Linked DNA regions of Mus musculus: all the other regions are linked to region 1. The links are chromatin contacts, found by Hi-C or POLR2A ChIA-PET in ENCODE. All regions are on one chromosome and are shown on one strand. Each heading gives the region's core, a stretch centred on a gene start or an enhancer-like site at or near the end of the contact. The rest is flanking DNA. Distances are from core to core; before and after follow the strand shown. Region 1 holds the start of Pwwp3a (PWWP domain containing 3A, DNA repair factor). Region 2 holds the start of Gamt (guanidinoacetate methyltransferase). Region 3 overlaps Efna2 (ephrin A2).

Region 1 (4,805 bases), core at 804-3,303:
TGAAGTCTACACGTACTGCTAGTCCAGGGAACTTCCAATTGTGGATGTTCTGAAAGATTACATTGGAACATCACAATCTCCTCTGAATTAAGGTAGCATAGCACTGGTATTCCCAACATCCAAGACCCCAGTTAGGTCGTGAGGGGACCTTAGGAGGAACCGCATTGCCCTCACTGTGTCCCTGCTCAAGTTTTACAGTTTAGCCCTGATGTAGGATATTCAGTGCATAATGGACAGGACAGTCACTTGTCATGGAATCTCAGAGGACCCCCAACAGGAAAAGACATGGGAAAATGCACTAGCAATGGGGGTCAAGGCCTCTGTTCCTGGGTGCCCGACCCTGGCACATCTGTTCACTGAAGCTGAGGAAGAAGAGAGTTCATAGTGAGTGGGTTAAACAGGGACCAAGTTAACTGGTTCATGGGTAAGTGAGTTAGTAATGAATGGATCAACTGGCAAGTTGGTTAAACCATGAAGAGGTTACTAAATGGATGGGTTGATTAGTAAACGGCTAAACTGATGAATGGGTTGGTTAACTGGTGACTGGGTTTAACTAATTCCTTACATTACCATCTTTTGCTCACTGCTTCTGCTTCAATTGTGAACCTATAGAACCAACCTTGCTGAGAGACCTGGCCATCCCATGCATCCCACGGACACGCTCACACCACCCACTCACCCACATCCCCTCCACCACGCATAACCTCCAAGCTTATGCAGACCAGTAATGCTTGGTGGTGACAATGTGACAATCCTCACTTCAAGAGAATTACCTGAGAATCAGTGGCCTAGAACACACACACACTGCCCACTTTGGCCAGTGCTGTCAGGAGACCCTAGTACTGCCATCTAAGCTTCTGGGCCTGGGATTCCTGACCCCATGTCACTTGTGGCACAAGCCACCATCCTAATGACACCCAGGGTGCAGGCCCGTCATCTCACCTCTGTGGCCAACAACAACACTTGTTCTCCATCTGTAATAAGCACAGTAGAAAAACACTTAGGTTGGAGAGATGGCTCTTCCAGAGGATGGAGGTTCAAATCCCAGCACCCACGTGGCCCCTCACAACTTCCTGTAGTACTCCAAGATCTGATGGCTTCACACAGACATGCATGCAGGCAAACGCCAATGCGCATGAAATGGGAATAAGTAAACCATTTTAAAAAGGAAAAACAGTCATGAGAGACCAGGTCAGTGACATTGCTCAGGTGAGCAGCCTAACTGCCTTAGTTAAGAATTTGAGTGTGAACCTCACCTGCAGTGGTGGCACACGCCTTTAATCCCAGCATTTGGCAGGCAGAGGCAGGTAGAGTTTGAGGCCAGCCTGGTCTCTACAAAGTGAGTACCAGGACAGCCACAGCTATACAGAAAGATCCTGTCTCAAAAAAACAAAAACAAAAACATTTGTCGGCAGCCAAACTGGAAACTTCCAGTTCTAGAAAAGTCCATGGATACAGGTCCTGGATGCAGCCCCCCTCCCTCCCAGTCGCTGACTATGCTTGGGGACCTAGGTATGAGGCCATCTCACATTCTATTTTCCACTTCAGGACTTGGGCATCCTCACTGGATGGCTTTTTTTTTTTCCCACATAGGTGGGATAACTTCCTTCTGGGGTGGGAATCGGGTTACTTCGGAAGCTGGAAGGTACTAGAAGTCTGTGAGGAGCTCGTGAGGCCTTCGCCTTCCCAACCCCCCTCTGTCTTCGCATAGCTGCTCGCAGGCGGAAATCTGTCTGGAAAAAGGGCCCACTTTCCGTCTCAGGAACCATTGCAGGATGTAGGAAAACTGGGGCGTGGACTACGGGCTGAGGCGTGGTCTAGGGAGGCCGCCGCCGTCTGTGGGAGGGGCCATGATGTGAGCTCCATCTTCTTATTGGCCAGCAGCGGGGGGTGGGACTTGGAGCGGGCCTCCCGGTCTACCCTGCCTCGGGCCCAGGGGGAGCCCTCGCCGCGCACTCCACAAGTTGGGCAGGAGGGAAGGCGGTGGAGGGCGTGACCGATGGGCTGAGGCGTGGCCCGCAGGAGGTGGCGCGCTCTTGGGGGGCGGGGTCGAGGCGCAGGTACGCAGTTCCCATTGGGCGGCGGCGCGGGCGGGACTCGGCGCCGCTGTGAGGCAGGCCCCGCCCCTAGCCCGCGGGGATCTGCGCGGCGGCGGAGGCGGTGAGCGCGCGGGCTTGCGGCGGCGGTTGGCGGGCGGGCTTCCGCCGTTGGGACCGCCGCGGCCTGGTCGCTCAGGCTCGGACGCCGCGTCAGGCGGGCTGGGTGGGTGAGCCCGCTGCGGCCTGGGGAGGGCCGGGCGGGGTGCAGGCGGAGAGCCTGGGGAAGGGCGGCGGCTGGGCTGGACCAGCTGGGCCGCGTCCGGTTCTGCGCAGGGCCCACGTGCGGCCGAGGCCCCTGGGGGGCTGAGAACCTCGTTTCCTGGTGCAAACCCTGTGTTTCTGACCTAAGTCCCCTTCTCTGCAGCCTGAGCCCCATCCCTGCCGAGAGCCTCGTATTTCCGGCCTGATCCCTATCTTCTGCAGCCTGAACCCCGTATTTCCGGCCTTATATCTCTCTTCTGCAACCTGAGCCCCGAGTTTCCTACCTTATACCCCTTTTTTGCAGCCTGAACCCGTGTCCTTGCTAAGACCCCGAGTTTCCTGCTGGAGGCCCCTTATTGACCGGATACCTCGACCTCTGCAGTATCAACCCAACATTACACACATACACACACACACCCCGTGCCGCCTGAATCGTGAATTTACTGCTTGGTACCCTGTCTCAGCAGCCTGAATTTATGTCCTTGCTGAAAATTCTGGATTTCTTGCCTTATTTCTTCCCTTTGACCCCCTCTCTGCAGTCTAAGCCCCCAATTTGCTGCTCGAACCTTATCCCTGTTGTGAACTCTGAGTTTCATGTCAGAATCGCAGTCTCCGCGCCCAAACTCCCTCTAGCCTGACCTCCCATTCATTGCTGTAAACCCTATATTTCCTGCTGAACTCAAGTTTCTGCAGCTTGAATCTCAGTTCCTCTGTGAACCCCATCTTTGTTTCCCTACTGCAAACCCCACCTCTTTTACCTGACTCCTACCTGAACCTCTTTCTTTGCTATGGACATATTTGCTGCCCAAACCCCAGTCCTTGTTACCTGAGCCTCATCTTTTGTTGTCTGAGTTCCCATAACGCTGCAGAGCCCTTGTTATCTCCTGAAACCCCACCCTGCTTTAATGAACTCCCATCCTTGCTGGGAACCCTGTTCCCCCAACTCTGCTGCCTGTAATCCCTCTGGAAAACCTTTCCTGCTTCTACGATCCCTTCTACTACATAAACCCTTGTTTCTGCTGGTAGTTCCCTTGTTCCTGCCGTCCTTCCTGCTGCTTTGGTCCCCCTTCCCCCATCTTTCCATTTCTGTTCACAGCCCTGGCTGCTTCTGCCAGAACCCTGCATCTGTCCCTGTCCTTCCAGGGAATGGGGTATGTGGAGTGTGGTGTGTGCTGCAGCCACCCTTCAGGCCCGAGGCAGGGAGGGCTTGTGAGCTTTGCTGCTGCAGCATAGTTTGCGTGCAACCTTAAAGAGGGGATCTGTTAAATTTTATTTACAGAAAACAAGACATTTCCTCAAATTCCAGGGCCCTGCACTTGACTGTCACTTGGCTCTTTGCCCAACGTCTCAAGACCAGGCTCTGAATTGACCTGTGTCCTAGAAGCTGGGTGTGCGGCTAGCCTCTGCCCTGGAAGATTGTGTCTGTGTGAACCTCACTGCTGCAAGCAGCACCTTTCTAAAACACATTTCATTGCAGGGGACCTCTGGCCTCAGTCAAGCCTGTACCACCGCACGCCCAGATACTCCTTTCTGAGTCATGACGGATGCCAAGTATGTCCTCTGCCGATGGGGGAAGCGACTGTGGCCTGCGAAGGTGACAGCCCTTATTCTCTTAATTTCAGGAATTAGAAATGACTTTTGGTGACAATAAAGTCTTCATCAGGCTCTGTTCCTCAGAGTAACTATGAGAGAGAGCCGAGCCTGAATGCTCGGCACTGGGATCTGCTGGCACGAGTCCCAGGGTTCCCTCCACTCCAGGGGGTTTTGGTCTGGCGCTTAGGAGGCCCTAGATCCAGAATTGTCTTTAATTATTTCTCACACTAAGGGGGAAAAAAAAAAACAAAAAAAGAGTCATCTATAAAAAGGCTCAGAAGGCTGTGACCACAGGGAGTGCCTTGCTAGGAGCCCCAGACAGGAATAACTGTAGTGTTTGGGGTGTTCCTTCTAGCAAGTCAGAGGAAGTGCTGAGCTCCTGCCCTGTCCTGGGATGGCCTAGGGCTCCGGTGCCTCAGTTTATACTTGAATAAGAGTTCACATCAGGTCTCTGCTAATCCTGTGGCTGCCACCCGGGAAAGGCTCCCGCTGTCTGTCCCTCCACTGCCATAACAAGAGTTCTTTTTTATTTTTATTTCTACTTTTTTTACACTTAGGTTTTGGCCAGAACCGAGACTTCAGCAAAAAACAAGAAAAAGAAGGAATTCTTCCTAGATGTTCAGATACTCTCGCTGAAGGAAAAGTTAAGTGTGCTTGTTTTTGTTTTTGTTTTCCTAATACTGTCTCTCCCCTTCTGTCTGAGGTTTCTGATACTCTTCTCACAGAAGAAAGAGAAGCCTGTTTCTGCTGGGCTTAGGAGTTCTCTGCTTCTGTGTCTCCACGCTGAGAATCTTAGAGGGAGGACAATAGATTTTATTTGACACACATTTCAGGTTGGAGATTTTAGTCTATGAGGTGCAGGGGAGCTGCAGGAAGCGGGGTCTCAAGGGCAGATAGATAGGAATTATTCCC
Region 2 (4,764 bases), core at 1,546-4,045, 34 kb after region 1:
AGGATGTCACACTGAGGGACAGTGGAGAGGCTGGAGCCCACAATCCAGCCACAAAGGTACTGAGGAGGACACAGGCTCCTTGTAGACCTGGGCCGGCTGCTCAGTGCTTGGTGACCAGGGGTGTGATCATCTGAGGGAAGGCATAGTAGCGGCAGTCGGCTGGGGGCACCAGTGCCATCACCTCTGTGCAGATGTTTTCTTTCAGGAAGCCAGCTTCCTGCAGTGCAGGCACCTGCGTCTCCTGTAGGGCGGGGTCACAGGTCACCCCAGATGATGTGGGACAGGACCTGGGTGTGAGTGAATTCTGGTGCAGGCAACAATTTCCTGATAAGCTCTGCTGTGTCTCAGACCAGCATCCTTGCACAGGCCCGCTGTAGGCCTCTCAAGAAAAGAGTCTTATGTGATGAAAGCTGCCTCATGGGCTGGTGGGAAAGCTGTCCTGCTTGCCCTGGTACTGGAGGGCATCTGTCCCCAAGACAGGCACAGCCCCACAGGTAGAGTACAGTGAGCAGGGCTGTACAGAGCACTGAGGAGCCACCAGAGGCTAGGACTAGTGGGGGCCTTCCTGACTTCAGAATGGAAAATCACAACCCTGACCGGACCTCTTGAGAGCTCTGGCCCCCTAGGCCAGCGAGCAGAGGGCCTCCCCCATGCCATGGCCTGAGGAAGGCCACTGCCAAGCTTCGGGGTAAGGTCTTCCTCACCTGCTCTCAGGCAGCATACCTCAAACATGGTGGTGATGTCTGTGTATTTGGACTTCATGAGCTCCCCCCAGGACGTGAGGTTGCAGTAGGTGAGGACGCCCCCGGTCTTCAGCAAGCGGAAGGCATGATTCTGCAGAGAGGCCAGTGGACAGGAAGGGGTAGGACCATGGGAAGAGAGCTGCTGGTCTGTAAATGTCACATGCCCTGCCCACCTGACCTTCCAAGGCCCACCGTCCCTGGCCCCCTGCAGTCCTACCTTAATAAAGTTGAACTGGTGAGTGTGCCAGGCCTCTTCAGACAGCGGGTACGTGTCATATAGAATCCCTGCAGTTTGAACACATACCAGTCAGCGCTGGCACAGCCTTGCCCAACCTCATCTGAGCCATCCCATGGCCTTGGACGCTAACCCAGCCCATACAGCTGCCCTTCCCACGGATGTGTCCCCAGTGCACATTGGAGGTGTGTTTGTTGGGATGGGGGACAACTTGTAGGCATCCATTCTCTCCTTACACCACGTACATCCTGGGGGTCAAACTTTGGTCATCCTTTTGATGGCAAGCTCCACCAGGCTGAAGAGGGTATGGTAGTGTAAAAGCAGGCACAGGCTGCCAAGTAGTACCCAGACGCTAGCGGGTTCCCCAGAGCTCAACCCCTTTGCCAGGCTCCCAGAGTTCCCTCACCATCAAAGTGACCGTCAGGCAGGGTAGGTGCCACCTCCTCCCACAGGCCTTTCAAGGGAACAACCTTGGAGAGGAGAGGGTCAAAAGAGGTTGAGGGTCACATGGGACCCCATGATCTCCCAGCCCTGAGGGTTACTCCCAGTCTGCACCCCAGCGGCAGAAGGTACCTTATGTGGCTGCCGCAGGGCCCAGTCTTGTAGACGCTGGAAGACCCCATCATTGCACTCAATAATCCAGTGTTCCTCTATGGGGGCCTGTTGCACCCTGGAGGCTGCAATGGCCATACCGAAGCCCACTTCCAAGACCCGGCCCCCTAGGAGGACAAAACATGACAGCTGGTTTGGGTGGGGGAGGGGGACTTAGATGTGAGGCCTGGCTCACACTTGCCTCAAGGCCAGCCAGCCAGCCAGCCAGCAGGACCATGTGGGTGGACAGAACAAAGTAACAGCAGAGTGTGGGCTCGGGCCAGCTGCCAATCAGAGCGGCTAGCCTGGGAGCCCAGGGCCTGGCCCCAGGGATCCCTGGACTCTGAGCCCCTGCCCACGCGATTTGTGCTCTAATCTGTGAGAAAGGGCCAAGCCTGGCTTGGAGGCTCTACACCTGCAGCCCCTCCACGTTTCATTCTGCACCTAATACCAAGTCCTCATTTGCCTTGGGTGAACTTTGAAGTCCACTCACTCACTGCCCATCTGCCCTGTTTGAAGCTGGGGTGCCTCAGACACCACCCCTTGTACAGAAGTTCAGGGCCACAGCACCGGGACAGCTGCCTCTCTGCTCAGTTTTCCCAAGCTATTCTTAGCAACAGCCCCTGGAGACTCGGAGGTTCCCGACAAGCACAAGCCTCACGCCCCTCTGCTCTTTCTCGCTCTTTCTATTAAGTTCCACTCGACTGTGGTCCGAAGACCCAGCCCCGGGAAGTAGAAATCTTCCCTGGGAGAGGAAGTTCCAGTTCGGAGCCGGGACCTCTTTCCTGCGTCCACTTTTTGCAAATACCCTTCCCTTCCCGACCAAGGTAGCCCCAAGGCAGCTCAGTGCCTCAGGCAAGGAAACTGAGACTTGCAACATGCATGGGAGCTCCTGCTCTTTTAAGCTGCAGCCTCAGTTTCCTCTGGCAGAGTACCTCTGGAGGCAGCAGCCGCCGCTAGCGCATGCATATAGGGGGTCTCCCAACGCTCCATCACTGGCTTGCCCAGGATTTGCAGGTGCGTGTCAGACGCGTCATAGGCCGCGGGGGCCGCGCGCCACGCGGGGCCGCAGTCCTCGCCGGGCGCGAAGAGCGGGCTAGCTGCAGAAGAGCTCATGGTGAGGCTGTGCAAACCAGGCCGGGAGCGCAGGGCTGCGGAGCCGCGGGGCCGGTGGAGGCGGAGTGGGGCGGTGCCTCTGCACAGAGATTAGCCTTGCACTCAAGTGGGTGGGAGCCTGAGGCGGGGGCGGGGCCTATGCGCCCTAAAGAACTCCGTGGCTGAGCCGTGTGGGCGGGGCCTACTCGCTGGGGCGGGGCTTTTCTGGGCTAGGGTGGGTCCAGTCATTAGAAGAGGGTTGGCCCTTGCTCTGGGAGGGGGTCCAGCCTGGCACTGGGCTGGGCCTGGGTGGATGGAGCTGAGGGACAGGGTGGAGCGTGCTCACGGTCGGGGCTACTCGCTGGAGCCCAAAGTAAAGTTCTGAGGGGCGGATCTACGGAATGGGATAGGTCCTGCACTGGTGGGCTGGGGAGGAGTCCAATCTTTTGCTATGGATGGGGCCAGAGCTGTGGGTTGGGACAGAATCCAGACTTCTATGAGGAATGCAGGCAGGAGCCATACAGGATGGAGCCTGTATGGTAGGACAGAGTCCAGCCTTCTGCTAGGGGCGGGGCCGGAGCAATGGGGTGGGGTCACCATTCTGCTAAGTATGAGAGACGAAACTAAGGAACGGGGCCAGCCGGCTGAGACCGTGGTGTCCAGCCTTCTGCTACGGATGAGGACAGAGCCATGGGGTAGGTGTTTATGGGATAGGATGAAATCCAAGCGTTCTGCTACTGGCGAAGCCTAGTCTTCTTTCACGGGTGGGGCCCAGCCTGGTAGAGGCAAAACAGGATCCGGGGCCTAGCTTTCCGCTAGAGCTGAGGCTGGCGCCAAGGAGGCGGGGCCTGAGGATAGGGTAATTGTGGAGTCCAGCTGAGTCCATCCTTTTACTATGAATGGGGCGGAGCCTGCGGACCTGGGCGGGGCCAAGTTATCTAGGCAGGAAGTTGGAGCCATGAGGGGTGAAGTGCCTGCGGTGCAAGGAGGGACGTTTAGAGACTACCAGTGGTCCCAGTGCCATGGAGAGTACCATATGCTGGCACGTGCACTGTTGTGGCTTCTGGAGGGGCGGGGCAAGCTCCCTGGCACCACATTTGGAATGAGGCTTGACTTTCTGCATTTGCCTGGCTGGCTCGCAAGGGTACTGGATTTACTGTTTGAAGAGGCTGTGAAACTTCCTGATCTCAGCGTGTCGTCCACGATGCTCCTCTAAGTTGATTCTTTTTTTTTTTTTTTTTTAGGTTTTTCGAGATAGGGTTTCTCTGTGTAGCCCTGGCTGTCCTGGAACTCACGCTGTAGACCAGGCTGGCCTCGAACTCAGAACTCCACCTGCCTCTGCCTCCCCAGTGCCGGGATTAAAGGCGTGCGCCACCAGGCCCGGCCCAAGTTGATTTTTTTATTTCTATTTATCCGTTTATTTAGAGACAGGAGCTCCTGACTGGCCTGGAGCTTGCTATTGAGAACAAGTTGGCCGCGAACTCACAGATTTCTGCCTGATTCTACCTCTGAACTGCTGGGATTTAAAGGCGTATGCCACCATGCCTGGCTGAATGCCTCAAGTTTAGACATTCATTGGCCTGGTGAGGTCCAAGAAGCCGGCCCTCTCTCAGCTGCTCTAATCCATACCTGTCATTCAGCAGCTCTAGCTTACTACTGGGTCACTTGGACATGTTAGGTGTAGCGATCTGATGATTTTTCTAAGAACTGCTGGAAAAGCAGTGACACTCTTAATCCTTAGAAGATGTTACAGCAATAACTGTTGGTGCCCTCATTTTACAGGTGGGGAAAACTGCTAAAAACAGGAGTGGAGACCAGGGCTCCAATTTAGAACCGCAACAGTTAGCACTTTTGGGAGTTTTGGTTTGTTTTTTTATTTATTTTATTTTTTGGTTTGTCGAGACAGGGTTTCTCTTTATAGCTCTGGCTGTCCTGGAGCTCACTTTGTAGACCAGGCTGGCCTCAAACTCAGAAACCCACCTGCCTCTGCCTCCCGAGTGCTGGGATTAAAGGCCTGCGCCACCACGCCCCGCTGTTTTTTATTTTTTAATGTACTTGGTGTCTCATCCCTGTGCACCACCTGAGGCGCAGTCACTGGCA
Region 3 (4,409 bases), core at 1,599-4,098, 36 kb before region 1:
CAGTGGTGCAGGCCTTGAATCCCAACACGTGGAAGACAGAGGCAAGGGGATCTCTGACTTTCAAGCTAGTTTGGACTACATAGAGCGTTCCAGAACAGCGAGGGCTGCATAAAGAGACCCTGTGGCAAATCAGCCTGAGTAAATAAATAGATAAATAAATAAATCTTACCCTGTCCTGCCAGGGTTAGGCTGGTTGGTCTGAGACATAACTCAGCCTTTGGAGTCAGGTTTGGGTGGAGGAAACATGAAAGAGACTTCCCAAAAACCATAGGGCATTGTGTTTGGGGTTTTAACACATGGTTAGGAGTTCTGTGGGTAAGGTCAGCAGTGTGGAGAAGGGAGCATACAGCCCCAGCATGTGCCCTCTTTTCCAGCTGCCACACCTCCCAACCTCGTGGACCGACCCTGCCTGCGACTCAAGGTTTATGTGCGTCCAACCAGTAAGTGTCAGTAGGGGTATGGAAGAGACTCAGGTCCCCTTACCCTCCCTTTGACCCCATGACTAATCCAAAGAGCTGGGGGTCGGGGACTACCAATCCTGGGACCTTTGAGAGTGCATAGCCAGAACTGGCTGACAACCTGTCCCCTTTTGTGCTCACAGATGAGACCCTGTATGAGGCTCCAGAGCCCATCTTCACCAGTAACAGCTCCTGCAGCGGCCTGGGTGGCTGCCACCTCTTCCTCACCACCGTCCCTGTGCTGTGGTCCCTTCTGGGCTCCTAGTGTCAGGCCGGAGAACACCAGCCCCACCTGGACCCCGTGACCTTTGCCCTCTGACCTGCCACGGCCACCTCCGAGACAAAATCCTTGCTGCTTCTCTTTCATGGTGCTGTCCCGCCGGAGGAGGCCATCCATCCGTCCCTGGGATGCAACATGGGGTCCCAATGCCTGAGGAGAAGACCCCCCCCCAAGGCTGACTCGCTTTCACCAGGGCCACCAGGGCCATCCAGTGTTGTTTAATTACAGTCGGAAAGACTTAAGGTTTTTCTTTTAATTTAATTTATTCCCTGACATTGCTGGTGACACTGGGAAGGGAACAAGCCACAGGGATGAGGTGAAGCCATCTCTGTCCTTCCTGGAATACCGGAGATCCAGGGGCCTCCAGCTGCTCCTTTCTTCTGTGTCCTGTTATTTGGGTCCCAGATGGAGCCCACCGCGGACTTGCCTTGCATTCCTCAGGCCAGGCAAGCCTGAGCCAGAAAGGGCGCACGGTGCCAGCCCCTCTCGGGGACTCTGGGGGTGCCATCCCCCACTCTTCTTCCAGCCACTCTCGGGCCCCACTCCCACATCATCTCAGAAACCCTTCAGCCCTCGCAACTCGCCCCTCCGGGCCCCCCCACCAGGCACAACCATCCCCGGGGCCAGCCGGGACGTTGTCGGTTTATTTCTGTAAATAGAAACCAGCAAGTGTATACTGTGATTTATTTTAATGTATTCTTAAGGACAGAATGGAAATTCTTTAAAAAAAATTTTTTTTCCGACCTTCAATTCAAGGGGTCATTTATTTTGGTGGGGGGAGTGGGGTGGACTTTTTAGGATAGAAGCAACACTTTGCAATAAACTCATTTTTTTTTGTTCCGTTGGAGCCCTCCCCCTTGATCATGTGACCTAGTAATGTTTATAACAAAAAAAATTAAAAAAAAAAAAAGAAGAAGGAAAAAAAATACAGGACTGGAAAGGAAGGGGAGCTACCTACCAAAAATACAGCAGGCAAAGGACTGAGTGAAGCTGGCCACACCACACGTTTATACGGATTTCGGATTTCTACCCACGTTTCCTCACTCTGTTTTCTATATATTCTATATAAATATATATTGTGGATGGCCGCCATGGCGAGTGGTGGCTGGGGCTTTTCTAGGGGCGGGGGACGGGTGGCCCGGCCCCCTCATCACAATCAGCTTTGAAGTCTGTATTTTTTTATAATAAAATGGACAAACTGTTAAGCGTGGGCCTCTCTGTTACAGGTGTGCTAGATTTCCGACAGAGTTGGGGGTTCCGGGGAGTCCCCTGGCTGCGGACAGGGTCCGCTGCTTCCTGTCTGCTCTCACGGTTACTTACTGGGAGGGTCCACCTTGATGGCGGGCCTGTCGGCCTGTCACCCGCGGCTGGGTGGCACATGGCGGCTGAGGCTATTCAGGCCAGCGGTAGCGAGCACCGGCAAACAAAAGACAGCGCGGTGGGAGGTGAGACTGACACCGATGTCGCCCCTGGTCTTTGTGCCCGCGCTCCCACAGGCGAATACACAATAAATAAACATTGCTGAGACTCAGTTTCCCCATCTGACTCAGGGGTGTGAGCTGTAGCAATTTTAAAATGTCTCTCTGAGAGAAAAGAGACCTGGAGTCCCCAGCTAAGCCCCACTTGGGCTCATGGGCGACAGGTGATCCGACGGCGAGCCTGGGATCCCCGCGGTCTCCCCTCGCCAGCGTGTCACCCGCAGCGCCGGCACAGTTAGCTGAGGCGACGCTCCGAGCGCATTAATTCAGCCGCGTTGGGCCCTGCAACGGGGGACGCTTCCTAATGAGGCCGCGGACCGTACAAAGGACCTTGTGTCCGCAGCCCGGCCGGCGCTGCCCACGGAGGCGGACCGACGGCGGACGTGGCCTTGGAGAGGCCCGGCCGCACCGAGGACGAGTGCTAGGCTCAGAGGGGATCCCGAGAGCAACGCTACCAACGAGCCAGGGCTCCAGAGGCAGGGGCAGGGGAATGTCGGCGTTCGTGACCAGCCTGGGCTACAGAGTGAGCCCCTGTAGAATGAAGAAGGGCCCCCTTTCACCGAGGACCCCCAAGCGCAAGCTGCAGAGTCCGTGCAAAAGCCAGGCAAGGCCATGCAAGTCTGTGACCCAACTGGGGACCCGGGCGCAGGGATCTCTCCGTGTGCCGCTGTCCAGCCAGGGCCAGTGCTGGTGTCCGAGGCCGGAAACTCAGGACTTGTCCCTTGTCCTTCCGCCCCGGGGCGCCCCCACCCTCGCCCCCCCACCCAGGCGCAGCGCGGCGGCATCGGTATGCTGGTCCCGCGTCTTTGTCTTTTCCACCTGAAGCTTCCAGAGAGAAGCAATCTCTCTCCCGCAGCCCTTTACTGCCGCCTCGGTAGCCGCCGTGGACAGGGGGTGGTGGCGTGGGGGACAGCAAGGCTCGAGGTCCCCCAGGATCCTGATGGCGGCTCAGGCCCATCAGATCTCCCTTGTCCCAGCAACTGAAGACAGCACCCACTTCCTCCTAGACCCCCGGCCCCCAAACGAACGCCACGCCCTTCTTTTCTTTCTTTTATTCTCTCTCTCTCTCTCTCTCTCTCTCTCTCTCTCTCTCTCTCTCTCTCTCTCTCTCTCTCTCTCTCTCTCCTTCTCTTTTTCTTTTCATTTGGAAACAAGGTCTCAGGTAGACCAGGCTGTCCTTGCTATGTAGCCCAGGATGATACGAATTCCAGATTCTTTCTACCCCAGTGCTTGGGGTAGCAGCTGTGTGCGACTCTCAGCTTGGATTTTTTTTTTTCTCTTGTATAACTAAATCTCCTTTGTGTGGATATTTCTTTTCTTTTTATCTTTAGACCCTCTGCCCCCGTGGGTTAGGATCCAGCGCCATCTTCCTTCCTTCCTGCCACTAAGAATACATTTGGTACACAGTGAGCCCTCAATCGATGTTCATTGACCGACTGAAAACACGTTGTATATGTTTATGCAGGCAAAGCCGCATGATCAAAAAGAAAGAAAAAAAGAGCATTTATTACAAATTGTCCTGGGGAGGCTGAGGCGGGAGACTGAGGCAGTGAGTGAGGCCAGCCTTGACTACATAGCAAGTGCCCCCGTTTGAAACAAATAAGCCTTTGCATGAAAAGAAAAAATGAAAAAGTTAAATGAATAAATAAAAAATTTCATCTCTCTTGTAATGTGAATAAGTAAAAATATAAAATTAAATGAAAAATCATTTCATTTCTCATGGTCAGGTCAGAGCTCCTTGTAAGCTTTAAGTGAGGCCCTATGGTGTGCCTCTCCTCCATCTCAGCACCTGGCATCTGGGGCTATTCCATTGTCCTGGAATAGAGCTGCAGGGGCCACCCAGACACAGCCCGAAGCCACTAGGGAACCGTGTATCACCACAGTTGACACAACTACCCTGTGTCCCATAGGGACGTGCATAGACCTGGGGCTTCAGACCCCTAATCATGTTTCCCCTCAGGGGATGCCTGGTCTCAGGAGGGGGTAGCAAACACTCATTGAGGGCGGGGCTGGGGTCAGATAGGGCGGGGCTTGGAAGCAAGTCCTGGGTGGGAGGGGTGTGGCCTCTGAAGGTAGGTGCAGAGTGGGATAGAGGAGGTCTGGGAAAGGTTGGGTTCTCAGTCTTGGGGTCAGACGCCTCCTGGAACCCCTGCAGGTGCTGGAAGAGAGCTGCATCCCCCAGCCATTGGTGAA

The links. Hi-C counts contacts between places; a loop is a spot of excess contacts on that map. ChIA-PET counts read pairs that join two places held with the same protein, here RNA polymerase II (POLR2A).
Region 2: POLR2A ChIA-PET joins it to region 1 with 24 read pairs in Patski. The contact joins the promoter of Gamt here to the promoter of Pwwp3a in region 1. POLR2A ChIA-PET finds 5 or more read pairs at or near these places in 4 of 5 experiments (Patski and embryonic stem cell).
Region 3: a map of left cerebral cortex shows a loop between it and region 1 (2.3-fold over the local background). The contact joins the enhancer-like site here to the promoter of Pwwp3a in region 1. A Hi-C loop is called at or near these places in 5 of 37 maps with a recorded cell type or tissue (gastrocnemius, heart, left cerebral cortex and 1 more). POLR2A ChIA-PET finds 5 or more read pairs at or near these places in 4 of 5 experiments (Patski and embryonic stem cell).

The regions. Positions count from the first base shown.
Region 1 is chr10:80,224,545-80,229,349 of GRCm38, forward strand. It overlaps Pwwp3a (PWWP domain containing 3A, DNA repair factor), which reads left to right and starts at 2,054. Exons shown (of 14, transcript NM_023431.5): 1 at 2,054-2,160; 2 at 3,778-3,894; 3 at 4,451-4,536. The coding sequence starts at 3,838.
Region 2 is chr10:80,258,217-80,262,980 of GRCm38, forward strand. It overlaps Gamt (guanidinoacetate methyltransferase), which reads right to left and starts at 2,796. Exons shown (of 6, transcript NM_010255.4): 1 at 2,505-2,796; 2 at 1,552-1,697; 3 at 1,385-1,448; 4 at 961-1,028; 5 at 724-834; 6 at 1-241. The coding sequence starts at 2,685. The coding sequence ends at 101. It also overlaps a transcript of Dazap1 not described here.
Region 3 is chr10:80,188,068-80,192,476 of GRCm38, forward strand. Efna2 (ephrin A2) reads left to right here. Exons shown (of 4, transcript NM_007909.3): 3 at 375-440; 4 at 602-1,943. The coding sequence ends at 723. Among named protein-coding and RNA genes, the nearest start is that of Efna2, 11 kb to the left of the region's middle. Within about 2 kb of position 2,849, at least 2 of the 3 ENCODE cell types and tissues checked have a DNase peak (open chromatin) inside an H3K27ac peak, as active enhancers do; they include heart and left cerebral cortex, where a contact is called at or near this core.